Linked DNA regions of Homo sapiens: all the other regions are linked to region 5. The links are chromatin loops, found by intact Hi-C in ENCODE. Cell type or tissue: heart right ventricle. All regions are shown on one strand.

Region 1 (4,000 bases), 490 kb before region 5:
ACTCTCTACCTTCTCTTCTGCCTCTCTGCTTTCTCTCCAACACACTTTGAATCCACTGCCAGATAGCCACTAGAAAAATCTTTTTAGCATCTGAATCATATCGACCCTTTCTCTACCTTATGATTCTCCACTGGCATCCATGGCCTTTGGAGTAAAGTGATGCACACCCCCATGCCCACTGTACCTACATTTGAGGCTATAACATGACCTGGCTCCTGTTTCTCTTACCCCAGCCATAACCTCACTATATGCCTCCCACCCTTTCACTTCACTCTTTGTGATCCTACTGTCAATATCCCCATGTACCTCAGCACCTTCAAGCTCATGTTTACCTCTGCCTAGAATACTTTTCTTGACCTCTTAGCATTCCTGGATCCTTCTCATTTCTTCATGAATCAGTGTAAGTAATGCCCCACTTAGAGTTGTCTTCTTTGAATACCAACTGACTTCTGGATATCTCCAGTTGGATACTATACACGTATTTAGAATTTAACACATCGTTATTGAGCTCATTTTTGTTCATCCTTGCCTCCCTTTTCACACTACCATCAACAAAACTGTATATCTTTCCTATATCTCTACTTCTGTGAACGTCGCCACTTTTCTAGAGCCTGGACGCATCCGTATTCCTCTCATTCTCTCCACATTCACATCTATTCTATCTCCAAGTCTTTGAAGATTCTACTTCTGATACTGCCAGGTAGATGTCTCCTTTTTAATCAAATTGCTTAAGGCTGGGTGCGGTGGCTCACACCTGTAGTCCCAGCACTTTGGGAGGCTGAGGCAGGCAGATCTCTTGAGTATAGGAGTTTGAGACCAGCCTGGGCAACATGGTGAAACCCTATCTTCAGAAAAATACAAAAATTATCTAGGTGTGGTGGCACATGCTTGTAGTCCCAGCTACTCGGGAGGCTGAGGTGGGAGAATCACCTGAGCCTGAGGAGGTCAAAGATGCAGCGGACTGTGATTGGTGATCATGCCACTACACTGTAGCCTGGGTAAAGAGTGAGATCCTGTCTCAAAATAAATAAATAAATAAATACAACAAAAATAATCAAAGAGTTTAGTATATAAGTTTATATTCATGAAACAAATGAGAATATTTGAAGCATATAAATTCCTAGGATTTTTCAACTTTGTAGTTTTTATTGTCATGCTATGATATGATTTACAACATCCATACTTATCTCTACAGCAGCATAATGTCCAGTTACCGTGTGCATTCACAGCTTGGAGGATGGAGCATGAACCTAGATCATGCCTACATTAGGGCAGAGACCTCTAAGCCCAACAGTAAAGAAAGTATATCTGGAAAGTTCCAGCTCCCTAGGAGTTTCAACCACCAACTGGGCCTTGCACAGCTACACAGCAGTGCTGAACTTTATTTTTAATCTATCAATAAATTCCTGATTTGTACTAGTATTTTATTTTGTCCCTTTCCTTATATTACCCAACATTCTTTTAATATAACAAATGTTTGCCAGCTTTGTTTAAATTTCCAGCAAATTTAAATCAATTTTTTGTCAATCTCTCTAGATAAGTTGAATTAGTCTTAGCAAAAAATCTGGTGTTCTAAATTTGTTATAACTGGTTCAGTATTTCACTTGAATTTTTTACATATTAAAATAAAGTCTAGTTTCTTTGATAGTGTGTAGTCTCAGCTGAATTGAGTAAAATGCATCAGAATTTTTTTAAAAATTGCTCCCTTGAGGATGTTTATTTTTCATTAAGGAGTGAAGGTGTCGTTTCCAAACTTCTTATGTTGGAAACTTTGATAACAAGACAAAACGATATGTATATTGCTAAATGAATGGTAATTACAGGAGGTACAAAATAATTCAGGAGAGAGAAAGAAGTTTGTGTTGTGGTCAGGAAAGACTCAAGAAAGAAAGGAGAAAGGAGTTTAAAGTATAAATCAGGATAGTTCTAAAATATTATATTACTTGAGAGTATCAGATTCATCAGTTACACCATTAAAATATTTACACAATAACAGAAGGACTTACTATATTGCGATTTAAGGCTGGGCTGTAAGGTAATGAGGCATTGAAGTGTCACACATAAAATAAAAGGACAGGGTGGGTGCGGTGACTCATGCCTGTAATCCCAGCACTTTGGGAGGCCAAGGTGGGTGGATCGCTCGAGGTCGGGAGTTCGAGAGCAGCCTGGACAACATGGTGACACTCCCGTCTCTACTAAAATTACAAAAAAAAAAAAATGCCTGGTGTGGTGGTGGGCACCTGTAATCCAACGACTTGGGAGGCTGAGGCAGAAGAATCACTTGAACCCAGGAGGTGGAGGTTGCAGTGAGCTGAGATGGCGTAACTGCACTCCAGCCTGGGCAACAAGAGCGAGTCTCCATTTCAAAAAAATAAAAATAAATAATAATTGAAATAAATATATAAATAAATAAAATGACAATATATTAAGCCATTAACACTAGCTATCTCTGGATTAAAACGGTCGTGTAACAATTATTGGGGACTTTCAAACTTTTTCTGTAAAAGGCCAAGTAGTAAATATTTTACACTTTACAAACCACCCAGTTAGTCACTATCACAACTACACAACTCCATTGCAGTGAGAAAGCCACCATAAACAACATGTAAACAGGTGAGTGGGAGTGAGTTCCAGTAAAAGGTTATTTGCTCAACAGGCAGCAGCAGCACTTGGCCTGAAGGTCCTATTTTGCTAACCTCTGCTTTACACACAGATGAATTATTAGACAACTTTGATAATGATTATATATTAATTTCAATTAAAAAAAGAATTGAATATTACAAGTTTTTAAACCACATTATGGAAAAAGTAGCAAAGGAGGAGACATTTAGTTTTCATTTTCAGATATTGCTCACACAGCAAGTTAAGACAAAGAGATCAGAATTAATAAACATATGTCCATTAGTTCAATGTTTCTCTGTTGCCACAACTACAGGATCATTATATGAAATACGAGATGAGTTTGGAGGTTCAAGGGCAACTATTTGTCCAGGCTTCCCACTGAGGCGACTGAGGAAGTTCTTGGTACTGTTCCCTCCTTGCTGCTCAGGCTGCTGGAAGAAATGGCTTGGTATGAGCTGATATCCATCTGTATGTGACTGAGGTGGAGGCCACAAGAATCATGGCATTCTTTCACAACTGGAAATGGCAAAAAGAATGTGGTAGTGTGGAGGAGATTAATGCTCCAGGCCCCTCTATTTTCGCTGTTCCTCTCCCTTTACCAGGGCAGTTACAACCCTAGCTTATTAGTGTTAAAAGAAAAACTTCAGAAAAATTAAATTTAACAGCGTTTACTTGAAGAAAGAATAATTTGCAAATCAGGAAGTTCCCTGAACCAGAATAGGTTCTAAGCAACTCAGGCAGTGCTGCATGGTTAAAGAGGATTTTTGGACCGAAAAAACAAAATGATATATAGAAAACGGAAGGGAGGTACAGAAACAACCGTACGAGGCGACCACCTTATTGGAGCACAGTTTGAACAGTTGGCTGCCTGTGAGTGACAAGTATGGCTGCTGAGATTGGCTGAGACTGGGCTATTTCTTACAAGTGTAGGTTACCGTCCACTTACAAATCCAGTTACGCTTCAGTTTAGTACATAAGGAGAACCAAAATTAAAATATGTAAGGAAGCAGCTTTAGGCCAAATGTAATATAACAGTAGGACACCATAGTAGGGAGTGATAAGGGGGGAAGATGAAGTTATTTTAATTTCATAGGTTTCTTAGAATCCATTTTCCTGAAATAAGGGTGAAGTGGGACCCAAGTCTGGGATGAGTGGGCATGAGTGAGTTTATATCTACTTTGTTCTCCTCCTCCACTTAACAGTCAGGCTGCCCACCTGTATTAAAATTTGAAGTAAGAATTTGAATATGTCATAATATTAATTACCGCTCTATACATCTACCATCTGGTATTCCTATGCTAATTGATATCAAAGGAAAACACAGAAACTTATTGCAGTAAACACACTCATCTTCATCTTAAAGAAAGCAATGCTGAGG
Region 2 (4,000 bases), 300 kb before region 5:
CTTTTCATGTAGAGACAGGGTTTCACCATATTGGCCAGGCTGGTCTTGAACTCCTGACCTCATGATCTTCCCTCCTCGGCCTCCCAAGTGCTGGGATTACAGGCTTGAGCCACCACGCCCAGCCCTCATCATAGTTTTAATCACAACTTCTTTCATTCTTTCTTCTGACCCGTGATGATTCCTTTGCTTTTCTCTATCATTCCATCTTATCAAACTCCTGCCAGCACATTCCCAGAAGGCAACACACAAAAAGGAACTTGTGAGGCTTTTTAGGATTTTTTTTTAATACTTTGTTTTAGTACTATGACATTTGCCATCACTTAGTCAATTTGGTTTTGCAAGGCAAGCTCTCTGAAGCTGGTTAATTTTGCTTAGATACCCTTTCTACAGTTTTCTTCCAGGCAGTTTCTGGGTGCCTGGAGTTCAGCTGGAGTGAGTCTCAGGCAAGGACTGTCTAGTGGCAGAACATTTACACATGAGGATAAAACTAAATTAAAAAAAAACAATATAACTAATTAATGTAACAGCATAAATTATATATGCTCTTGGTAATTAGTTATGTTTACATAGCAAATTAACTCATGATCTTAAAACAAATTTGTGCCCTTCCAATAACCTCTCCAATGTGGGAGAAGTCTAAATACTGATGGAAAAATAAATGAGGTAAAATAAATATTTTTTATTCAGTTAACTGTGAATTTTCTTAATAGCCCAAGTAAAACTAGTGCTTCTGGTTTCCAGCTGTGTAGTTCCTGTCTGCAATTTTTTTTTAAATGACCTTTTTCGTTCACAGTGGTCACATAAACCTGGGATATCCTCTTTAACTTTAAATTACAGATTATCAGTATCAGGCTGGAATTAAGTCATAAAAGATTATTGACTGATTCATTAGGGCTGATGCTGTAATGTTTCTTCAACTCATAAAATGCATTTACTATGAAGCCAGAGATTCAGAGATTTTTTTGATACACAGATTTTTCCATGGTAACAGAGATGATCTTGTCATTTTGTAATTTACTAGACTGAAGTAAGGCCCAGGCCAAGCACGTGTTCAAAAAAATTGGCGGATGCTCACAGCTTGCAGAACAAATTCCAGCCCAAAAGTAAAGGCATTACAAATGCCTAAAATTACAATCTTTATCTCTAAGGCAGGTGTTTCAAAACTGGAGTCGTCCCAATTTTTTTTTTCCTTCTTGGTTATTGTTTTACTACAAGAATTTGAAAAGGATATTGAAGATAAAGCAGGTGTTAGATAAGATTCCTCACCAGGAATGACTCATCAAGAGCCAATCAGGGGTTTTCTATCTGTGAACATGACCAGGGTGGTGGCTTGGGTATGGCTATAAAAATTCCCTTCACAAAAGAAACAAATATTTTTAAACAAAAATTTGAAATAATCCCCACTTTAAGGAAAAAAAGAATCTCCATAGTCACTTGCACTAATTAGATTCCAATGAATCTGTTACCATGTGAACATAAAGTGAGCAGTTCTGACTTTGTCTATTACATTAAGGTGTATTAGATCCTTAAAATTTTAAATTTGATTAGATGATACACTAAATATCTTAGTACATTTAAATAAAACATATCAAAATGAATTGTTAAAACAAAATATATTAACCAAAAGAATGAATCAGTAGCAAAAGGGAACAAACATAGAGTTTAAGATGTTCAACACTGGAGTCTTCCAGAACTATGCTAAGTTATTTTTCCTTGGAATAAAACTGATTAATAGATAATATCAAGACAGAGGTTCATTGGCCCCTTTGTCATTCACCTCCGCTGGGAATTATGGCAAAGAACAGTTGCCCTTGTTAACCTGTGAACATTTTTCACTCTCTTAGGTCATTGACTCTAGCTCAGGGGTCCAATTTTCCTTTCATTCATTAAGCACATTAGGAAGCAGAGTTCCTAACCCTTTCCAGTCTAAATGTGGAACAATCACATCCCCTCACAATCCACTGCCAGCGTGCTGGGACCTTTACGTTTCACTGTGCTCTCGCAGTGACGCAAGTTTCTAACAATTGAAGGATATTAACTCAAAAACTTGTTTTCTAATTGGAGGAGCTCAAGGGATTTCAAATAAATGAACTTGTATAAACTGGAAGCTGATACATGTGCCTTTCCAATTATTTTTTTGTTCAAATTAGAGGAGAGGGCACTGCTAATCTCAGAAAGCAGATTTCAGAAATTATTTTAGCTATGAAGCCAACTCTGAATAACAAAACTGAGCAGTTATGAATTGTTTAGATAACTGAAAAGATATAATCATGTCTTTCATCTTAGTAAAGATACCATATATTCAGAACAATGTCATTTTATTACTTAAATATGTGCATGTTATTAATCCATTGGATTACTTTTATTTCACCAATAAGAAGCAAAGGAAATGTCCAATTGAATATTAGATGTTTGCTAGACCTTTCTACTTTCCTCTAATTTATATAAGCTAATTGTGAATTTTTTGAAACACAAAGTGTTTATTTGTAATTATGATCAAAATATTGTCTCTATTAGTAAACAATTTACTAATAAATCTATATTGTTAGCATCATCATGGAACAACTTCCCACACTATTTAAGTTAAGCACATCACCTTCAAGAGACTGAAATGAATGTGTCCAGCAGGCTTTCAAGGAACTTTCAAACTGTGCACTGCCATGTTGAGTTAAAAAAATTTGATTTAGAAGAACGATAGGGAAATCTTCAGTGTTCTTTTTCATTTTCTATATCTCACAGGAGGGATAGAGAGAGAATATGTATTTGAGAAAAAGAGAGAGAGAGAATAAGTATCTGAGATAGAGAGAGAGAGACAAAGAGAGAGAGAGAATATGTATCTGAGAGAGAGAGAGAGAAAGAGACAGAGACAAAGACAGAGAAGGTAGGGGCTCATATAATTAAATCTCTATTCAGATAATATTAGATACTTCTTATAAAGAATGAGATTTAGGCCTCTTCTTAAAATCTATAATTGATCTTCACAAGGGGAAATTTTCATTAAGAAAATATTTTATTTTATTTTTAATGTAAAATTATATGTTAATATATAAATCTATCAGAAAATTTGATATTAAAAAGCTGCCAGTTCTCACCAGCACACACACACACACACACACACACAAAATATCTCCAATGGCAAAATAATGTTTTATACTTAAAAATTTTTTTCACTCACCTCCTAAAATTAAGACACTCACTGGTCCAGTTGGTAAAGTGTGCATATTTGGGTATAAGATTGTAATCATTAGCTACTCATTTAAACATGTTGTTCAAGTTACAGAAGTGATTCATGAAGACACACGTGTTGTATAATATTTATACAATACATAACACAACGAGGCCACTAGTTCTGCAATATATATTACCAGTAGCAAAAATTTTTGAAAACAGTGACTCTATATTTTTTATTCTCTTATGTGTTCTACAAATATTTATTTTGTAGTGTATGACAAATGACCAATTTACAATTTCAATGAAACCATATGAGATCCCCATTTTCCAATAACTGTAATAAGATGCAATGTTATCCTTCAAATCAAATTTTTAAAATATTATGGATAACACATAATATTTTCTTGCTTTTTTATTTGCCTTTCTGTTGATATTAATTTGAGCATATTTCAATACATTTTCAAACTACTTATGTTACTACTACTTACATTATTTTAAACTACTTTTAAATGCCTCTGTATGTTTTACTTGTATATTTTAGGTTATTTTTATTTTTATATTTTGTTTTACCAGAACTTTTTATATAGTCTCTGCAGGGTAGTTACATTGAATGTTTTATTTGGTCAAGTTATATTTACTAAAGATGCTTCTTGTAACTAAAGCTAGTTATTATTTTTTGTCCTAGGAAAAGAATAATAAGACATCCCATTAAGGGGCAACAGAATTAGAATAAGTAAATGAATTAATATAGAAGACAATTTCTGTAAAAAACAGAGATTATAAACAAATTATAATAGGAAGTCTTAGTCATTACTAAGGGTCATACAAA
Region 3 (4,000 bases), 180 kb before region 5:
ATAGTGTCTTACGTTTCAGGTTATAATCTCCCATGCTGACTAGCAAACTAACATAATTCTGCTACTGGAATATTGTCCCATTTACCACATGGTACTTTCATTTAAGCTCATTGTAAGAGTGCCCCCCCACGCAAAAAAAAAAAAAAACTTCATCAGGTTTGCTGATGAAGGTCGAATGCCTGATTTGTGTGTGCTTGCTAATAAATACATGTGTGGCAGAATTCAGCCTGGGAGTTGCTTTTATTGTAACACACCAAATGGTAGCAGGGTGCTGCAGGCTGTAGATATCTAACCAAAGGAACCCAATCTTTCTGAAATTCATTTAGGTAGATTCACAACAGCAGGCCATTCTGTTTTTATGTTTGTATTAATGTCTCGGAATACCATTTATTAATCTGCAAAGAGAATATCCAATTTGAAGTAGACTAGACCATGTAAATTAGCTGATGAACACATGAAATATCCTTTGTATTGAGCTGACACAAACTTCTATAAAACTTCTATGCATTTGTCATGGTTTTTGCCTTCTGGGCCACACACATGAACTTAATCCTTCTAAAGTAGGGCTAAATTTTTACATATAAACTCAAAGTAGAAGACCCAGAACATGACTTAATTTTCTATTCTGGCTTAGACTTCGCTTGCCAGAACAGCATAAAATTCCATCTCAGTCAGTTTGAGTGCTTGCCCTTTCCAAGTCTTGTGAAAACCCCAGAGTCTTACAAAAGCCTATTCAGGGAGTGCTTTCTGGTCTTTAGTTCATATTTGTCTCTTCTAATTTACTCACTATTTAAGACCAACCCATCCCTTGAAAGAGGCTACTCCTGTGCAAAGTGGAGAACCTGGCATCCTTGCCATAGCTCACAGGCCTGGTGCTTATATTGTAGGAGCTCTCTAGTTGCACCAGGTCATTTTACTCTGACATTCCGCCACTGCCCTGGAACGTCGCACCTTGGGAATCTCTGCTATTGACAGAGCCATGTCATGGCCCTCTTCCTACTATTGAGGAAGCAATCCCAGCTAGATTTCTGCTTCCCCACCTCCAACAAATGTGACCTTATATACAAGCACATGCACACCAATTATCTTCATGCCATGATGTTTCCTCACATTCTTTCCAATCAGTTCCTACTGCCATCCTCCAGAGGCAGTCACTGCTCTGATTTTTTTTTAATCATAGAATAGTTTTGCCTACTCCAAAATTTGTGTAAATACAACCGTGTACGTAGAATCATATGAAATGTACTGTATGTTTGTGGAAGGCTTCTTTCACTCAGCAACACGTCATGATTCATCCATACTATTTGCATCAGAAAGTCATTCCTTTTGATACTGCTATAGTGGTATTCCATGATATGCATATACCAAGTTTTAGTCATTCTCCTGTTAATTGACAATTAGGTGATCAGCAGTTTTAAACTACTATGAAAAGTGTATTTGTAAACTTAAATTGTTTTTTAGCTAAATGTATTGGGGTGGCATTGTAGGGTCACTGGGTAGGTACATGTTCAATTCTATAAGAAATTGCCAAAACATTTTCAAAAGCGGTTGCACCATTTTACATTCTGACTAAAAAATGAGTAGCTCCATATCTCCATCCACATCTGGTGTTGTCGGTCTATATAGCTTTAACCTTTATACTGGGTGTGTAAAGCATCTCATTGTGGCTTAAAGTCATTCTTGTCTCATATATTTCAGTGCTTCTTAGTATTATTAACTTCAACATTAAGCAATAATGAAACCATCTCTTGTGTATCCAAGTTTTAAATCAATAACTTGAAAGAAGCAATCAACTTGGGAAAAGATGCATATACATGCCTACTCCTACTGCTTGCAAGGGCTGGAAAAGGAGTATAAATGGAAATCAACATATGACAGTCTAATATTTAAAAGTTCTAACTTGAGCTGGCAAACTCTTATGTAACAGGTTTTATCCTCTTACCTTAATATATCTATCTGCAGAGTGATCTAGGAGGGCAAACTCACAGTTCACACCCGAGTGTAGATGTGTGAGGAGGCCAAGCCAAAGCCTTCTGACCTCCAGATTCCCAGTCTGGCTCCTCTCCACCCACCAGAAGGTTACCCAGTGCACACCCTTGTGGACTGTCCAGATAAGGCATCTGAGCTTTGTTCCTATTTCCATACGCAGCTTCCCCTGAGCCATCCTTGGGTCTAGTGAGGAACATGTCAGTGTGATCATCTGGAGGGTGAGCCAAAAGGTGGACTTTGGTGGGCGTGTTGTTTCAGCCCCACCCAAATCCTTGCTCTTTGGAAGAAATGTGGCCAGAGGCACAGACTCCTTTAAGTAAATCTGAGCATAGTAGAGTGGGCACACCCATTTTATTCGCTACTGAAGTTTCATTTCACTACTTGCCTTAGAGACATGAATTTTGTACGGGGCCACCATGGTTGCAATAGTGGCAGATCCTGAACGAACCTCTTATTTCCTCAGCCACCTTGTGTTCCCCCAGCACTTGGCTGAGATGAATGTGATATTTTCACAAGGAAACAAAAAAGGAACAACAAAACTAACAAACAGATTGCAAAAGCATAGAAATGGATGTTGATCTATCTCAGATAATGTTTTATGGCTAACGTGTAGAAATATATTAGTGAAACAGTCAAAACCTAAATAACAAGAGGAAAAGAACACATACTCCCACAAGCAGGCACACACACACACCCCTACCAAAATTATATACAGTTGAATTAGAAATGCTTCAGAAAACATTTATTCATAATGGTTAAATTTATAAAACACTATATCCAGTAGTCACTGCTCTAAGGGCTCTACATGAGTTATTTAATGCTTACATGTCATTTTCTTTTCTTTTTTTTTTCTTTTTTTGAGACAGAGTCTTGCTCTGTTACCCAGGCTGGAGTACAGTGGCGCTATCTCGGCTCACTGTAACCTCCACCTCCCAGGTTCAAGTGATTCTCGTGTCTCAGCCTCCCAAGTAGCTGGGATTGCAGGCATGCACCACCACACCTGGCTAGCTTTTTTTTTTTTTTTTTTTTTTTTTTTTGTATTTTTAGTAGAGATGGGGTTTCACCATACTGGCCAGGCTGGTCTCGAACTCCTGACCTCAGGTGATCCACCCGCCTTGGCCTCCCAAAGTGCTGTAATCCTCCAAAGGGATTACAGGAGTGAGCCACTGCGCCGGCCATTTTCATCTCCATTTTAGAGATGTGGAAACTGAGGATCAGAGAGATTAGGGTAAAAAGATTGTTACATTTACTTGCTAGGGAGTGGCATAGGCAACATTCAAATCCAGACAGTCTGGCAGTGGAGTCCACAGGCCTGGCCAGGAGGCTATGCTGGGTAGGTCTACTATGTGTTAGGCATTTTATGAGGTGTTTTATATAGATTAGCTAATTCAAACTGTGACATAGGTATAATTATCTCTGCTTGACAGATGAGAAAACAGAGGTTAACTAATTTGCCAAAATTATAAAACTAGTAAATGGCTAAGCTGGATTTTACTAACTTGCCAAAGTTATATAACTAATAAGTGGCTGAGCTCGGTTTTAAAACTTGATTAAATTATGTTCAGGACACATTGCCTATGAAGGCAACATGTAATATTTTAAAGAATTAAAAATAATTTTCTTTTCATTTTTGATTTACACATCAAGGAATAGGATTCAAGTATCTGAGCTTTTTTTTTTTTTTTTTTCCCATGGTGCTCCTTGTCCTTTAACAATGCCTGATAAATGAGTCATTACCATACCTCACTACACACAGGGGAGATGTGATTTAATTTCCAGTCTATAGCCAACACCAAACCTGGGGTTTTGAAGGGTGCATTACAACTGGCTTTAAATGTACTTGATTTTTCTCCAGGAGAAAAAAAATCTTCTTAGACATAGAAAGAAATATATCCATTAAGTATCAAACACTATTTCATTTCTATGTAAATCTATGGATAAGATAACTTAGTGATTTCATATTTCCCTGTGAATGCAATAAAATCTGATGGAAACCAAAGAAAAAATATCT
Region 4 (4,000 bases), 500 kb before region 5:
ATGGTAGACACTCATTTTAGAGGATTACTTCCTACACAGTGGTAAAGAAGTCTAATTATTTTAGACATACACTAAACATGTGCTCAAATTCTATCATCCAATTTGAATATGAAATGTAATCATAGATATAACCACGATAATTATAATATTATAAGATTAAGAGGAACATCTTCCAAATTAGTTTAAAAAATACATTTAGAATAAGGTAGATAATTAGAGGTCTATTGTCTCTACATGTATAATTTAGACCCACTTCAAGAGGCTTTCCTTAAAGATGCACATAATTCTAATTTTTCATATTAGACTTACCAGAACTATTTCTAATGATGAAATTCAAAGAGTAGAGACAATTTTCTGCTTAGAATTTTAGAGAATATGGTAATTTTACATGTTTGCTTAAAACATGATTCAGATTTTATTCATTTGGTTTTGATTTTTGTTTCACATAATAAGAGATGTTTTGAAAGCTCCACTATTGGTGATGGAGCATTGAATTTGGTTTGATATTGCAGTATAAACAATAATAATTTATGAAGATATCAGTGCCACTTTTTTTAACTTAAAAACTCAGAAAGAAAGTGTAATATCTAATCTTGAAAAAGATACGGATTTTACTCATTTGGAAGCTAATCATGAGTTTTGAAGCTTTCTAAACTGAACTCTCAATAACATATTCTATGATGTCATTTTTTTTCTATTTCTGCCATGAACTAGTGAGTGTTGTAGGAATAACTTTGATAGGGTGGGGAACTTCAGTATTCAAGTTCTAATTCTGGATATTTCCACTTCCAATCATAGCCAGGAACCAGAAGTGAAATGTGCCTCTGAGCACTTCAGAGTTTCAAAGAAAACTTGGGTCAAATTCAAACTTAGGAAGTCAGAGCTGGACCTGGTCAAGCTGCATATCCTTCATTCTGCTGAACTACTCTACCAAATGAAAGAGGAAATAGTTTCCCTGGAAGGGGTGGACAAGTGAAAGATTTAAAAATGAAATTGTTACAAAGTTTACTGATGTGGTGTAACTATTTGTCATTGAGCTTCCAATAGCTACATTTACAATGCCATGGAGTCCAGGAAAACTTTAAACTTTTGTTTTTGTCATATTCTGGAGTGACATATAAAAGAGGGAATTTACAGGTGAAGATGGCTATGGATTGTAAGAAAATTCAAGTGGAAATTCTACTTTTGCTTCACGCCTTTAAGAAACTGAATTATTATTATTAGAATGTAATCATTTGAATAATGAAAGTGAACAAAACCCTAAGGAGATTGACCTTACCATTTATTAAGAAAGCAGCAAGAATAAGAGTAGCCTCTTCCAATAAAGTCTCACCTTTTTTACATAATCAGGCACCTCTTCTAATGTTTGGAATGAAGTTTCACTGGGTTTCATCGTGTAAAACAACATGCGAAATCCCTGGGAAACTGAAACATCCTGCTGGGCTTCTGGGTTCTTCATTTCTGCCCTTGTCTGATTCCCAGCTGGAGAATATTTAGGATTCAATGCTTGAAGCCTGAGGCTGAACAAAGAGGACGAGATGTGCAGCTCAGAACAAGCTCTTTGTCAGAGAACAGCTAAAACCAAAGCTCCACTGAGAGCACACTCAACAGCCGATTCTGTGTAGAGAGACAGGAAAATACAAGGATCAAGAACAAGTACAGAGTTCAGTGGGCGCTGGGCCAGAAACAGGGCATGTGGGGGAGGGAAAAGAGGACTCATACCCAAATCAAAGTCATACAGTGCAGTTTGACTGTAGGTGGAGCAAGTTACTACTTAAAAAAGAAGAGAAAAAACATCATAATAGTGTCTCGGAAAGAAAAAAGTGATAACGCAGGTATATGTTCACTCTGAAAAACTGGATAGAAATTCAAGCATCAAGTCACATAGAAAAACCTTTTTTTCTCCTCATTTAGAAATTTACAATGTGTTCAAGCTTGTAGTTTCTTTATTTCCTACAGAGACTGTGTATAGGCGAGCTACTTAATAATAGCTTGAAAGTCAGTAAGCACTGAATATCTGGCTCCTTATTGCCTATCTATATTTCTGTATCTGAATCATGTTATTACCACTTCTGAATGTTTGCAACCAGTTTAGGGGCATTTGGCTTATTACATAATCTACATTATTTAATGGAAAATTGGCTAGTCACATCTTCTCTATTCTTCTTAGTACTTATGGGAACTTTCTGATTAAAGAAGGTGCCAAGATGTTGCTGTGAGACCTGTTTCTGTTTTACAGAAAGAGCTTAAGTGATTGTACCTTTTAAGTAGATTAGAAGGCACTTAATTTATTACATTACCAGTGAATATGTGGAGCTTGCCAGAATAGCCTCAGCTCTTTACCCAAAACAGCTGTAATCATCCTTTAGCTGCCATTTCATCATTTAAAGATGTTTACATAGATCTAATTAAAGTATCAATGCACGATTGTTTTAGAAAAATATAGAAACTATAGATAAGCAATAATAAGCTGCCCAAAACGCTATTAACATTTTGGTACATGTATGGTCAGTTTTGCTATAATGTGATATATCCATTCCTAAAAATCACTATACTGTACAAAATTGTGCAATAAAAACCACGGGACTTGTGAGAAAAAATGTGATTAGGGTAAAATACTCAAAAACTTCATAATGACCCACAAGGAACAAGAAAAAAAGGATGAGAGCCTAATAAAAATGGTAGCACACTTTCACACGTTACATGGTTAAGATATACATAAATACTAAAATAAATATGATGCTTTACCTTGAAAAAGACCTGAAACTTGTTTTGGAAATTAGGCATTGGAAGATTTGCAAACTGCAAGTTACTTTAGCTTGTTGAAATGTGGGTTATCTGAAATCAGACAGAAAGTTGCAATATGACATATGGGTGTCAAGGCTCACAACACACAGGTGAAGTGAGGGTGTTACTATAAGTGGTGGGTGTATTTTGTGCATCCTAAGCCTTTCTGTTTTTCAGTTCAGTTTTTTAAAGTTCAACTACTCTTTTTCACTGAAAATAAAATCACACATGAGCATAGGCAGTATGCTCAAATTATTTTCTGGTATATTAATCACATTGGAACAAATTTAATCTCAAAGCACATGTTATAGCAGAATTGACTGTCCTTTCAGACCATTCCCATTACCAATAAGTACATATGGACATTAATTTTTAATAAAGGTGTCTGGGCGTGGTGGCTCACACCTGTAATCCCAGCCAGTACTTTGGGAGGCCGAGACGGGCTGATCACCTGAGGTCAGGTGTTTGAGATCAGCCTGGCCAACATGGCAAAACCCCGTGTCTACTAAAAATACAAAAATTAGCTGGGTGTGGTGATGGGCACCTGTAGTCCCAGCTATTCGGGAGGCTGAGGCAGGAGAATTGCTTGAACCCAAGAGGTGGAGGTTGCAGAGAGTGGAGATTTTGCCATTGCACTCCAGGCTGGGGGACAGAGCAAGACTCTGTCACAAAAACAAAAAAAAATTTAATAAAAATGATCATAGTAGGCATACTGTTTTATTACCTGCTTTCAAAACAATTTTGGAAATTAACAATGTGATACAAGAGAAAAAAATACAAACAATATAGCTGTATATAAAGTCAAAAGTGGCAGCATCCTTTCTTCTCAATATATGCACACCTTGCACTTCACTTCATAGGGATAACATATCCTCTTGGTGGGGTTTTTTTTTTTTTTTTTTTTTGCCATATCTGTTTTTTCCTAAAAGGGATAGTTATTATCATTATTACTATACAAATACGTTTCTATATACACATAATGGTTCGATTTTGCAATGGACCTTATCAAACATAAGATACAGCAAGTTCCTTCTTGGAGTCAATAACTTACCAGGAACATTTCTTTTTTAGTATATGATTATACAGGTACAGCCTTTTCTTCGTTGTTTTTACTGGCTGCAAAAGTGTGTGTGTGCATTTCAATGAGCAAAACAAAATTATTTCTAACTTTTTAAAGCAGAAGCAATTTTATACAAGAAAAAAGTTGTTACAT
Region 5 (4,000 bases):
ATGGGAAAATACCTCAAGAGGTTATCCTTGCTTGTATTTTTTCATTTCTAATAATTTGATCATAATGGTGTATGTTAACGAGGTGCAAGAATTCCTTAAACTCTGGCTTCTTCTCATCCTTCACTTTTCTTTCTCTAGAAGTGCAGACAACTAAAGAAAATTCTATCCATATACCTAAATATCAATTTGAAATTTATATGATTGTGGTTCTTAAGTTTCCTGAAAATTAGCTTCATTTTTTATGTCAAACGTGACTTTGCATTTTGATTTCTATAATTCCTTTGTGACAATTTGGAGGAAACTTGGTTATCATTACTTATAAAAACAAAGATACTGTGTAATAAAATAGCAGTTAGTATACATTGGTAGTTTCATCTTGTATCAGTTAATAGCAACTCATTTAATCTTAACCATAACCAAAAAAGATAGGTGTTATTACCCTGGTATTTTACAGATGAAGAAACTGAGATTTATCAGGATTTTGTAATTTGTTCAAGGTCAAAAGTAAGCAATATACCGGAGATGCAACCCCACCTTGCTTTTCCAGAGCCAGCATTCTGAAATGTCTATTATACCATCATGATAAAAGGTTTTTGGTTTGGTTTGGTTCTTGACATTCAGACTCTAGAATTGTCATTTTAAACATGTCTTCTTTCTATTTTAAGACCATCAAAAGGGAAAATTCTATCTACCTCGACAATTTCATAGCACTTTTAAAAACCATTATGTAACTATTTTTCCTTTCTTCAGATCTGAAGATTTCCCATGACTAAAACATTAATCCATTGTCTCTGATTTCTGCCACTAATAATATTATCTAAAAAGCTTAACTTTTTCTTCAACCTTTTTTCCTCCCACAGGAAAAAAAGTTTTAAAATCTCACCACGGAAGTCATTTTGCCCCTGCATTCTAAACTGATGAACTTTGCCAAAAGTAGAGATCTATGGGTAAATAATATGTAAGTAAATAGGTGAAAAATGTATTCTGAATGAAGTAAATGTTTTCAATCAGAGTCTTCATATCTGTAAGGTCTCTTTCTTTCTTTTTATGAGTCATTTTTAGTTGAGGACTTCTGAATATTAAGATCACAAAAATGACTCTTGGAAATTATGTAGTAGGCAGCTGACATTTCCAGGGATATTCATATTTCAGAATAATTCTTATAATATCAACACAGATGTTTCTTTTTTTCATTAACTGTAATATCTTCAAATTTGGTGATACTAAAACACCAAATAAATCTCAGCCACTCTTTGTTGATAAAGAGAACATTAGATTCTGAAGCCATGCTCAAATTCATGTATTACAACACTGCTTATTATTTCAACAGAGGAGCTCTGGGTGCAAAACATGTGGGAAGAATATTTATCTTCTTACAGATCAGAAAGCTGATGTATAGGGATTAAAGTATATTTATGAAGTCAATAAAATATTAACAGAACTGTGATGAGCCAAATCTGCATTCCATAAAAGGTCTAAAATTAATCTGAGTTTCCAAATGACACATAACTAGTATTTGAAAACATCTTATAAAATTAATGTATTCCTGTATCTATGCTGTTCACTTCAGCTCTAATTTGGACTGTCAACATTTTATCACATTCACAGGAAATTCCTAGGAGTTTGTCAATCGATCTCAGAGCAGAAAGTCTGAAGCAGTCACATACATACACATATGCCTTTTTTAAATTTAAAGAATGTGTATCTCTAAAATGCACAATATCATCTGTGCTAGGTCAACCTAACAGTACTGAGTTTGCTTTTCGATGAGGAAAAAAAAAACTGCAGAAATGCAAATTCTCACTCTTCTCAGCTTGGCACTCACAGCTATTTTCTGGCTATTTTAAGGATGCTACTAATTGACCTGGATGGAAAATATGAGTGTAGCTGTCTCTTTTTTTCTAATTATTCAGAATCTTAATGATTCCAATAGAGGCTTGATTTGTTCTTTTGCGCATCCAAATGAACAATTCCTATATTGTGCTGAATTTTAGTAAAATCGTTAGATGCGTTTTAGGGAAAGTGAGTAGCCATCTCTGTCCATTCGCATCTCCAACATTTTAGGAAATAAGCTTCTCATCAGAGATGGTCTGATAATATTCTTAAAAATTCTTTTCAGATTTGAATTACAGTTAAGACACTAACATATGTAGCATGTCTCTCTCTATGTGTGGGTGAGAGAGAGTGAGCAAATAAGCCAAAAATAAGGATTTTGCAGACAAGCCTCAGATGAATGCCTCAGAGATTTTTAGTCCAACTGCATTCTCTCCGGTTAGCATACAATGTACCCTGTGTGAAAACACTCACAAGTAAACAGGAATTTGAGCTCAGCAACACCCCTGCTTACTTTCTCTTCCTCTCCCCTCCCCTCCCCTCCACATGTCTTTTTACTTCCTAATCTGCCAAATCAAATGCTAAATCAGGAGCAATACCCTACAATTAGCTTTTTCAATTAAAATGTAGAGTTCAAAGTTGACTCCAGAGTGAGTAATTGCTTTTGAAAACCACAACCAGCAGGCAGCTGCCAGATTATTACAACAGTTTATTTAACCTCAAAACATCTGATCAATTTTATTATCTGGGCAGAAGGCAGATATCCTGGAGAGTAGGATTTAAAATATACTATACATCCTAGTTGTCTGAGGGAAAATTAAAATTCTTCAACACCATAAGTATCCTTTTGCCATCACCTTGCTGAGAAAACAAACTCAAACCACAGTTTCTTCATTCGAAAGTCAACAGAAAGGAAGAACATCGTGACATTCAGCTGGGGTGGGAGGGTGGGGAAGGGGCCAGGAACAGACAATTTACAAAATTACAAGGTTTAAAAACATTCAAACATCCGGCTCATGATGTTTGGGGTTTTTATTCATCCAGAAAGGAGAAGCAGAGAGGGGTGCCAACCTCACCAAAACAAAGAGTATCACGTTTCGAGAATCCTGATTTGGCTGCCTTCACACTGGTGCCCTTATTATTCCAAAATCCACTCTATGGCTCCAGTAACGCCGTGGATTGAAACCGTGGTAATATATAAATAGACTGGAGGGCTCTCAGAGCTCCTCCCTCCACAGAGTGGCACCTCGAGGAATTTCTACCAACTCCTTTTTTCTGACCCTATTACCCACAGCCTAACAGCCTTTCCTGCAGATCCTTGGATTTAATTCCACAATGTCTCTGCAAGTCCATTAGAGCCTAAGACATTAAGCAGGTGGTATTATTTCAGCCCCTCCCCAATCTTCTTCAGAGGCGATATTGGGTAAGAACATAGACATTAGCAATCTGTCTGAATTTTGATCCCAGTTCAACTGTTTACTATTAAATAATAGGATGATCTTCAGCAAATAACTTTTCCATTGCTCATTTTCCTCATTCATAACCCCATACCTTTGTTGTGAAGACTCAACAATTATGTTTAAAGTGCTTACAACTGTGACAGATACATAATAAGTGCTACGTAAGTTTTAGCTGTTGGTTTTTATCACTCACTCAGGATGCAGGCTTTAGTTCCCCCTGGCTCTAAGCCTTGCCTGTTGGACAGTTTTACCCAGTCTCAGGTCCAGCTCCTAGCCATTGGAACATCTCTTCATATAGTCTGGATGAAGGTTCAGAGAGCTAGCTACCTGGGCTATCCTTGTGCCTTTACTTTGAGGTCACGTTGTAAGAAAGCTGTAATACAGTCATGTACCTCTCATATTTCCAGAAGTGTAACCACCTTGAACAATGCCCCAGATGGATGCAGAACACAAGTAACTCTCAACTGTAGTTGTCTCCAAAATACACCATCATTCGCTGCCACAAGAGTGTTGCTGGACACTACTTCCCATCTCTGTATTTGAAGAACATTTGCATTGCATCTTTTCTGCCCTAGTCCAACAAACGTCAACTTGACAGAAAAAAAAAAATTCTCATCACAAGACAATTTAGAAAGTGTTCATTGCAAATGAACCATTTATTTCTAGAAAACGACACTTCAATGTCCCCAAAAACACAAGAACACCAT
Region 6 (4,000 bases), 230 kb before region 5:
CAAAATAGGATAAAATATACTTTTTCTAACAACATCCAGTGGAAAGGGGCATTTAGTAACCAAGTCATTGTGTTTTGTAAGGCTGTTATCTTCCTCATTCATTCAGCTTTGCAATTTTTGGAATTCTGACAATGATGCTACAATCTGGGACTTGGGATTTGTAATATTTTTCTTTCTCTAAAAGTTCAAAGAAAACTACTCACAATCAACCCACACACATTGACTACACACTCACAAATACAGGTGAATGTATGTACATATACCCAAACACAGCCTGTCCTTCTGAAGATAGAAATCTGGCCCTTTGGTGCATTACAAAGAACACTAAGGACCAAACTTTTTAGGGCTGGAAAATAGCTAATGTTCTTGCCAGAGAGTTAAAGACGGAATATCCCCTTTGTCATAGCCAAATTTATGACATGGATCAAAAACTATAAAAAGCTACGTTGCATCCTGCCATTAAGGAGAATTAATATTTTCAGTGGTATGTTAACCAACATTTCTCCAGTGTCTCTCGTTAAAAGCAGATTGTTGACTTTTTATCGTGGTGTGCCAAACATTTTCATTGAAACCCTAACAAGACTTTCATCTTAGAACCATTATTTCTTAATGGACTTGGATAAGGGCAACGTAAAGGAATGGCTTTGCTTTGCAGCATTGTGGCATGTGGCAATGGCCTGTCATTAGCACATTGGGCCTTGCTGAATCATTACACATGTAGACACTTAAGGCATTTCCAGTGTGATTTGATTGTTTTCCCTGAAGCACACTTCATGTTTTATCTATTACACTTATGCAACAGAGGTTCTTTTTCCACTTTCATGTATCTTTATTATGATTCTTTCTATTCAGCTGTTCAGTAAAAACCATAATAGATGAAATCATTCACACTCACACACACACACACACACACACAGAGAACTTATTTTGCTTTTTTGTTTTTTACTGAGGATATCTATGAAATTTTTATCTGTGCTTAGGAAATCAATGCAACTTTTTAAAACCCCTGGGCTTCAACAACTTAGCAATAAACTACATGACATCAGTTGTTCAGATTCCTCAAATATATATATTTTCAAATAGCATTGTCTCCATGCAAACTGGAATCAGTTGTACTATAGCAAAAGAAGCCTGTAGTCTGGGAGACAAAAGGTGCTGTGTAAACAGCATGCCTCCTTTTTCTGGACCCTTCGATTTGGCTGAATTTGATACACCTGATGTGAAAATGATTGTGATATAGCTAGTGAGCTGATGTCGACAGGCTCTAATTTGCCCAATAGGCCTTCTTTTTCCTCAAATACATATTTAGAGTCAATGACAATTAAATCTAGAGATGGAAACTTTGGCTTTTGGCCTGGGCTCTCACTTGAATGTGTTGGCCAATATTTCTATTGAGTGTTTTATGATGTGGTTGATCAAATTGTGGGGTATGACTACAGGCCCTACCACTGATTCTGAAACTGGCAAGCTGAGAGTCACCTGAAGTTAGCTATCAGAGTCAGATAAACTGAAATTTAAGAATGCATGGAGGAAGACTGGTTATCAAAGAAATAATACTTAATTCTAGAATCTAGATTTCATGGGGTTTAATATGCCTCCCAAGAAGTTTTATGATTTGGAAACCTGCATGAACTAAATACATATCACAAAATCCCTTACTTGGAATATAAGTAAAGACATTCCATTTTTATTCCTAGGAAATAAAAGTCATCCCACTTCCTCTAAAGGTATTATTTCAGTTCAGATGCTTCTGACTGCAAGTAACAGATTTTCAAAACAAAAGTGGCTTTTAAAAAGAAAATTATCAATATGGCTCACATAAGAAATTCAGAGGTTTTCCTTTCCAGGTGGGTTAATTGAGCAACTCAAGTTTGCAGGGTCCTGGATCAGCACCTCTGCCATTTTCTTTCCCTCACAATTGCGAGGTATTTATAAAATTTATACCACCAGGGGAAAAACTATGAGAAAAACAAAATATTCAAAATGTGATTTTTTTAAAAAAATGGAGAGAACACTATTAATACTATATTTGATGTGCTAAAATAATTTTAATTATTTTCGAATTCAAACCTGCTTTCTCTCACTTGAAATTGTTGCATAACTCAAAAGCACTATTATAATTCAACCCAAATGGTACGGTACTTCAATGAGCTGGTGAAATTGATTCAGGACATTAAAGAGATGTCGGCAAAGTTATAAATCGCTACTCTAATCGGGAGTGAAGAGGTTAATTCAAGATTCCACTAAAAACAGACTGGCAGAAATGTTTCCAGGGACATGCGTATTTTTTTTTTCTTTTCTCTCTCTCTCTTTTTTTTACTCAGTAGGGGTTTGGAGAAGAGGTTTGGAAGGGAAGGAGAGGGCTGGTTCCAGGCCCCTTGCATTCCCCAGAGCCCCGTTAAGGAAGGGGGAGGGCTTCCTGCCCAGGCAGCCATCTGTAACATTCTATGAACAGCAGGAACCCGCGCTGCTCCAGTCCGTAAACCCGGGTGAGGATTCTGTCTGCATTCAAAGAAAAAACCAGAGGAGTTTTCCCTCTTATTTCTGCGTTCTATCTTTTTTTTCCCCACTATTATCTCTTGCGGGTGAGCAATGTAGTTGGGAGTCTCGGAAGTTGCTTGTATAAACAAACTATCATCTCAACGATATCAGAACAGTACTATTGAGAACTGGCCCAACTGGTACCAAAATGCCGGGCCTGCCTTCTGGAATGTGCTGGCAGCAAGCTGGGAATGTCATCATCCCCGCTAATGTCACACCGTGGAACGCTTTCTGGGATCAGTGGACGTGTGTCTGATGTTCCCTTAAGTTAACTGCTTTCTAGGCTTGACTCAATTAGAGCTGGCTTTTTGGAAAGTGGTGTCATTTAAAACCTATTTTATGAAAGTTATTTTTGTGCCTATAATTTTGGGGCTCACACGTCTGTTATTTCCTCCAGTTCTTGGCTTGCACAATATGCTGCCTATGGAAAGTAGTAAAGAGTGACAATGGAAAAAATAACAAGCACTTGTTTTTTTTACTTCCAACATCTGGAGAAAACACATTTAAGGAAATGTTAACAAATAGGTACAGGGATTGATAACATTAAAAAATATATATACTTCCTTATAGAGGGAAAAACAATCAGAATAGATAGAATCTTTTAGATCAATTTTACACAAAGAATACCAAAAAATTTAACAACAAAAATGATCTCATTCAAGAGGATTCAGTTCACATCCTTTCCTAGGGTCAACCAAATGACTAATGTCAAATCCCCAAAGCACATAGGTAAAAAAATCTTTTCTCCAAAAAGAACAAAGACATAGAATTTCAATTTCGAAAAATTTCCTATTTTCTACTTTTCAATAAAGTTTTACTGTTACATTTAACTTCCCAGCAGCACAGTAGAGAAGTAAACACATTCTCATGTAGAATATGAAACTTAAAAATAAAAAAGAAAAATTCAAGAAGCAATTCAATGCAGAGATAAATATTAGAACGAACAATGCAGCAATAGTTTTATTGGAAAAAAAAGCACAAATGTGAATGTACTCTGTTCTTACACACCGAAATAACTTAAAGACAAAATATGCTTCAAGGGAAAATAAATCATAATGAATACCTACTACTGTATTACCAAAAGAGTGGTGGATACATTTCAGCCCAGTTTTTCTACTTTCATTTACTCACATTTTTATACCTTAAAGTAAGCATTGGTAAATATTCCACACGGGCCTAAGTTTTTTCCTTTTTTAACTCAGTTTTACACTATCAGTATAGGCTAATTTATAAAGTCATTGCATCAAAATTTGAAGACACGAAGTACCAAATATAGTTTTTTTTCCTGGAATTTCTCAGTGTTCAGATGAGAAAAAAATCCAAGCCAGTATTTGGAAATAAATAAAAAATCTTGATAAAATACTTTAAGAAACATATCAAAAATTGAAAAATCAGGTTTGTAGAAAGTTTTAAAGTTTTAGAAAATAAATGGATTGTTCCCAGGTGCATGGGGATGTGG
Region 7 (4,000 bases), 310 kb before region 5:
GAAAAGATGTAAAAGTTTGTATAACATCATTTTTGTATGTTAATTTATAAATGAAAAAATAATAAAAGTATATTTTTCCACAAAAGCTACCTTGAATTATTTCTGTGTTGTGGGCTTATCACATTTTCGTTGTTAAACACTTGTATTTATCAATATGTATGAAACTCACAAATTGAAAACACATAGATATAAGGAAAAAGGGAATTTAATATGTGTTAGATCAATGTTTTTAGCACATTTGTTTTCCTGAATAGGAATAACTGATAGATAAAAACTTGCCCAAATTAGCATATTTGTTTTAATGTTATTTTAAAATCAATTAGTAGTATTTTAAATGAAATGTGACAGAAGATAGTTTTCACTATCTGTATTTTCTAATTCTGGATTTTAAACTAATCAATAATATTGATAATGAAGCACATACATTTTTCTTTTTTTTTTTTTTTAAACGGAGTCTTACTCTGTCGCCCCGGTTGGAGTGCAGTGGCGCGATCTCGGCTCACTGCAAGCTCCGCCTCCTGAGTTCATGCCACTCTCCTGCCTCAGCCTCCCGAGTAGCTGGGATTACAGGTGCCTGCCACCACGCCTGGCTAATTTTTTTTTTTTTTTTTTTTTTTTTTTGTATTTTTAGTAGAGACGGGGTTTCACCGTGTTAGCCAGGATGGTGTCGATCTCCTGACCTCGTGATCCGCCCATCTCGGCCTCCCAAAGTGCTGGGATTACAGGCGTGAGCCACTATATTTTTCTTTTGGTAAGAGAAAATATACTACTTTACTAAGTATAGAAGATAAAACAGACTTTGAGTGTAGTTTTGGTTGCTTTGAAGAACTAGTTGTTGATTACAACAGTGGTTCATAAAAAGAAACATGGATGCAATGTAGCTTATATTTTCATGATTCAAGATCTCCCTAAAATATTGTGTAGTTTGGCCTGCTAGTTGCACTGGTCTATTTCACTTATCCTCATGGCAAGCAAGGTAATGAAATGGGATATTACTTAAGCTAAGTGATTTTATTGGAAATACTACAGTTCAATTGTTGTTGTTGAATCTTTCCAGGACAAGTCAAAATACACCTTAACTTACAAATATCCAAAGTTCTGACCTTTTGATTTTTCATAAATTTTTCTTTACTGACATGAGTTATTCTTCCCACCCTTTTCCAGTTAGTAATTTGGATTCTTTCCTGAAGAGGATTTTTCCATGCACACCACATAAAGCTATCCATCAACTTCTTCCCATGCTTAAGTTTTTATTCATCTTAACCAACACCAATTTTTGTTGGCAACAAATCAGAAAGTTAGGGAAACTACAAATGGAAAAGATACAACATGTCAACCAGTATAACATCGTACAAACAAAATTCCTTCTTAAAATTTACTTATACTTTATTTTATTATACCTGACATCACCACAGTAGCATCATTATTCTTTAATCACAGAGTAAGAATATTTGCCTTGCTTAATGTTTAATATAATATTCAGTTTTATGTTTTCTTCCTTCCCAGAGTTGGAGGAAAAAATGAAGAGAAATATTTTGGCTGCATAATTCTCCTCCCATCCCTGCCTATGCCAAGTCTTTTCTTTTTAGTTCTGAACTATTAACTCTTAGTGCAGAGAGCATTACTAAGCTAAAAGGGACTTTCCTCAACAAGGAAGAAAAAGGAACAAAATATTTTGTCATTCACTGGAAAGGGGATAAAGGAAAGTTACCCAAACTGTGTTCTTCTCTCCTTAAAGATGGCCAGCACCATGATCCTCCTTATTATCCTTTACCTCCCTACAAACTTTCTTGTCAATGACTGTCACTTCTCAATGATTTAGCAAATACACAAGCAGCTCATAGTATATAAACAAGCAGTATAGTATATGAACAAGCAGTTCACAGTATATAGTCTATTGTTCTAAGAGCAGGATTTACAAAATTAAAATTCTGTAATCTCAATCCTACAGTTGTTGCGGACACAAATGAGAAACAGGTACTATGTAAAAAGCATTTTGAAGAACAATGCACACGGTGCAATGGACATATGAAAAGGCTGGGTGTGGTGGCTGTAATCCCAGCAGATTGGGAGGCCAAGGCGGGTGGATCACCTGAGGTCAGGAGTTCGAGACCAGCCTGGCCAACATGGTAAAAACCCATCTCTACTAAAAATACAAAATTTGCTGGACGTGGAGGTGTGCGCCTGTAATCCCAGCTACTCTGAAGGCTGAGGGAGGAGAATCGCTTAGAACCTGGGTGGCAGAGGTTGCAGTGAGCCGATATTGTGCCACTGAACTCCAGCCTAGGAGACAGAGCAAGACTCTGTCTCCAAAAAAAAAAAAAAGAAGAAGAATAAGAAGAAGAAAAAACATTAATTCTCTGAGAGTATAAAAAGGATGCAGTAAAAGAGGACTTGAGGTTTGGCATGAGTTATGACTTGAAAAAAATGACTAGAAGGAACTCGTCAGTGGAGCTGCCAAACCAATGAACGCAGTATGCAAAAACTAGATGGTGTGAGTGAGTGTGGCATGTTTGGCAAGCAGTGCTAAGCCATAAAATGAATACCATAAGATCTTTGATTCATATTCAGAAAAAATTAATCTGGAACTATGGAGAGCTAAAGTAATAAATGCAACCTCAATAAAGTTTACATTTCTAAAAGTTTATTCATCTTATTGTTTCAGATCTTCAGCAAAGATAGAATCTAAAATATTTAATTAACTCTAGATGATTGGTGACCATATCTAATATGAAAAACAAAGGCAAGAGAAGCACTTCTGAAATGGTGCTTCTGAAATGGTGCTTCTGAAATGGTGCTCTAAATGGTGCTTCTGAAATGGAGCACTTCTGAAATGGTGTTCTAAAAATTCTTTATTTCATAAAACAAATTACAACAAAGACAATCAAAATAAACTTTTACAGAATTCTGGAAATTAACCAAAGGCTTACAACAATACCACTAGGGGAACTTATTTAAGGAAAATGGCTGAATCTCATTAAGAACAAAGAACTCTGACATTTTAGCCTATCGTCATCCCTCTTTCTCCAACTCTGTGGTAGCCTTAAAAACCAATACCCTTGTAACCATGGTACCTGTGAAAACCAGCAGTCTACCAGCCAATGTAGATAACAGAAATGGTTGGAAGCACCCCAAATAACCTGTACCACTAAAAATTGCCACTATTTGACTAGTCTGGCAGCCTCCTAGAAGAGCTTTGATCTTAGGGCTTGTGTTTACTCGAGATGACTAAAAGATTGCTATGTGTGAACAGTTTTATTGCCAAGTTGTCTGTTGGAAACAATCGGTGACAAATGTTTAATATTGTATTGGCCTGAGCTTGTCATACCAGTTGGGTTACCAAAGGCTGATGAAAATACTTAGAAGAAATTTGGAATGAAATGTCCATGGGGGCTTTGAAAGTTCCAACATATTCCTGGGAATCTAGAAGGCCATGTCCATGTGCAGGGCTACGTGCATGCCCAGAAAAGACCTTAGAGGCCTTATCCTCTCACTTCTTATTTTGAGGCTTTACAAATCAGGAAATAAAGACTTAGGCAGAGTTATAAAATGCCTGTCAAGACATTAAGAGCATGTCCCAACACACACACACACACACACACACACCCTTGGCAAAGGCTGAGAGATTCATTTGTTTCATGCATTTAATGAAATCCCTGTCCAACCATGAGCTGACTAGTGCACTAACTTAGCAGAGACTTCAGTGGCCACATATGACAAAGAATACAGGCTTTACAGAATTAGTTCAGGAAAGCCAATAAATAAATAGCAACAAAAACAAACCAGGGACAGGGGTAGGAGTTGGTTTTAAGAGAGCTCACATTATATTATCTACGATACTCAATTAATAACATAAAAGAAAATGAGACATGCAACAAAGCAGGAAATTATTGTCTTCACATAGGAAAAAAAAAAAGCAGCCTATAGAAAGTGTCCCTGAGGAAACCATAAACATGAGACTTACTAGGCAAGAACTTTAAAGAAGCTGTTATAAATATAC

What was found. A loop is a pair of places that touch in the nucleus more often than their neighbours do. Peaks named below come from ENCODE experiments on the same cell type or tissue, not always from the same donor. Only the 100,000 strongest peaks of a DNase experiment are listed, where the experiment ranks them.
Region 1: a loop joins it to region 5, with 6 times the contacts of the local background. A loop is called at or near these places in 9 of 110 quality-filtered maps.
Region 2: a loop joins it to region 5, with 5 times the contacts of the local background. A loop is called at or near these places in 11 of 110 quality-filtered maps.
Region 3: a loop joins it to region 5, with 2.6 times the contacts of the local background. A loop is called at or near these places in 3 of 110 quality-filtered maps.
Region 4: it touches region 5 in a loop (3-fold over the local background); 25 of 110 quality-filtered maps call a loop at or near these places.
Region 6: it touches region 5 in a loop (5-fold over the local background); 20 of 110 quality-filtered maps call a loop at or near these places.
Region 7: a loop joins it to region 5, with 3 times the contacts of the local background. A loop is called at or near these places in 14 of 110 quality-filtered maps.

Annotation. Positions count from the first base shown.
Region 1 is chr7:15,575,168-15,579,167 of GRCh38, forward strand. No RefSeq gene overlaps it. Among named protein-coding and RNA genes, the nearest start is that of AGMO, 15 kb to the left of the region's middle. In heart right ventricle, no CTCF peak of the experiment used is centred here; no DNase peak of the experiment used is centred here.
Region 2 is chr7:15,764,026-15,768,025 of GRCh38, forward strand. The region is part of intron 2 of LOC105375167 (a long non-coding RNA gene); the gene reads right to left. Among named protein-coding and RNA genes, the nearest start is that of LINC02587, 78 kb to the left of the region's middle. In heart right ventricle, no CTCF peak of the experiment used is centred here; a DNase peak (open chromatin) is centred at 1,949; H3K27ac peaks cover 3,070 bases.
Region 3 is chr7:15,887,606-15,891,605 of GRCh38, forward strand. No RefSeq gene overlaps it. Among named protein-coding and RNA genes, the nearest start is that of LINC02587, 200 kb to the left of the region's middle. In heart right ventricle, a CTCF peak has its summit at 2,118; a DNase peak (open chromatin) is centred at 2,112; H3K27ac peaks cover 401 bases.
Region 4 is chr7:15,560,387-15,564,386 of GRCh38, forward strand. AGMO (alkylglycerol monooxygenase) reads right to left here and starts at 1,629. Exons shown (of 13, transcript NM_001004320.2): 1 at 1,334-1,629. The coding sequence starts at 1,459. In heart right ventricle, a CTCF peak has its summit at 1,741; a DNase peak (open chromatin) is centred at 1,655; H3K4me3 peaks cover 1,651 bases; H3K27ac peaks cover 2,318 bases.
Region 5 is chr7:16,064,890-16,068,889 of GRCh38, forward strand. No RefSeq gene overlaps it. Among named protein-coding and RNA genes, the nearest start is that of CRPPA-AS1, 140 kb to the right of the region's middle. In heart right ventricle, no CTCF peak of the experiment used is centred here; a DNase peak (open chromatin) is centred at 2,346; H3K4me3 peaks cover 1,555 bases; H3K27ac peaks cover 4,000 bases.
Region 6 is chr7:15,837,134-15,841,133 of GRCh38, forward strand. No RefSeq gene overlaps it. Among named protein-coding and RNA genes, the nearest start is that of LINC02587, 150 kb to the left of the region's middle. In heart right ventricle, no CTCF peak of the experiment used is centred here; DNase peaks (open chromatin) are centred at 2,438 and 2,718; H3K4me3 peaks cover 979 bases; H3K27ac peaks cover 3,782 bases.
Region 7 is chr7:15,752,799-15,756,798 of GRCh38, forward strand. All of the region lies in intron 2 of LOC105375167 (a long non-coding RNA gene), which reads right to left. Among named protein-coding and RNA genes, the nearest start is that of LINC02587, 66 kb to the left of the region's middle. In heart right ventricle, no CTCF peak of the experiment used is centred here; no DNase peak of the experiment used is centred here.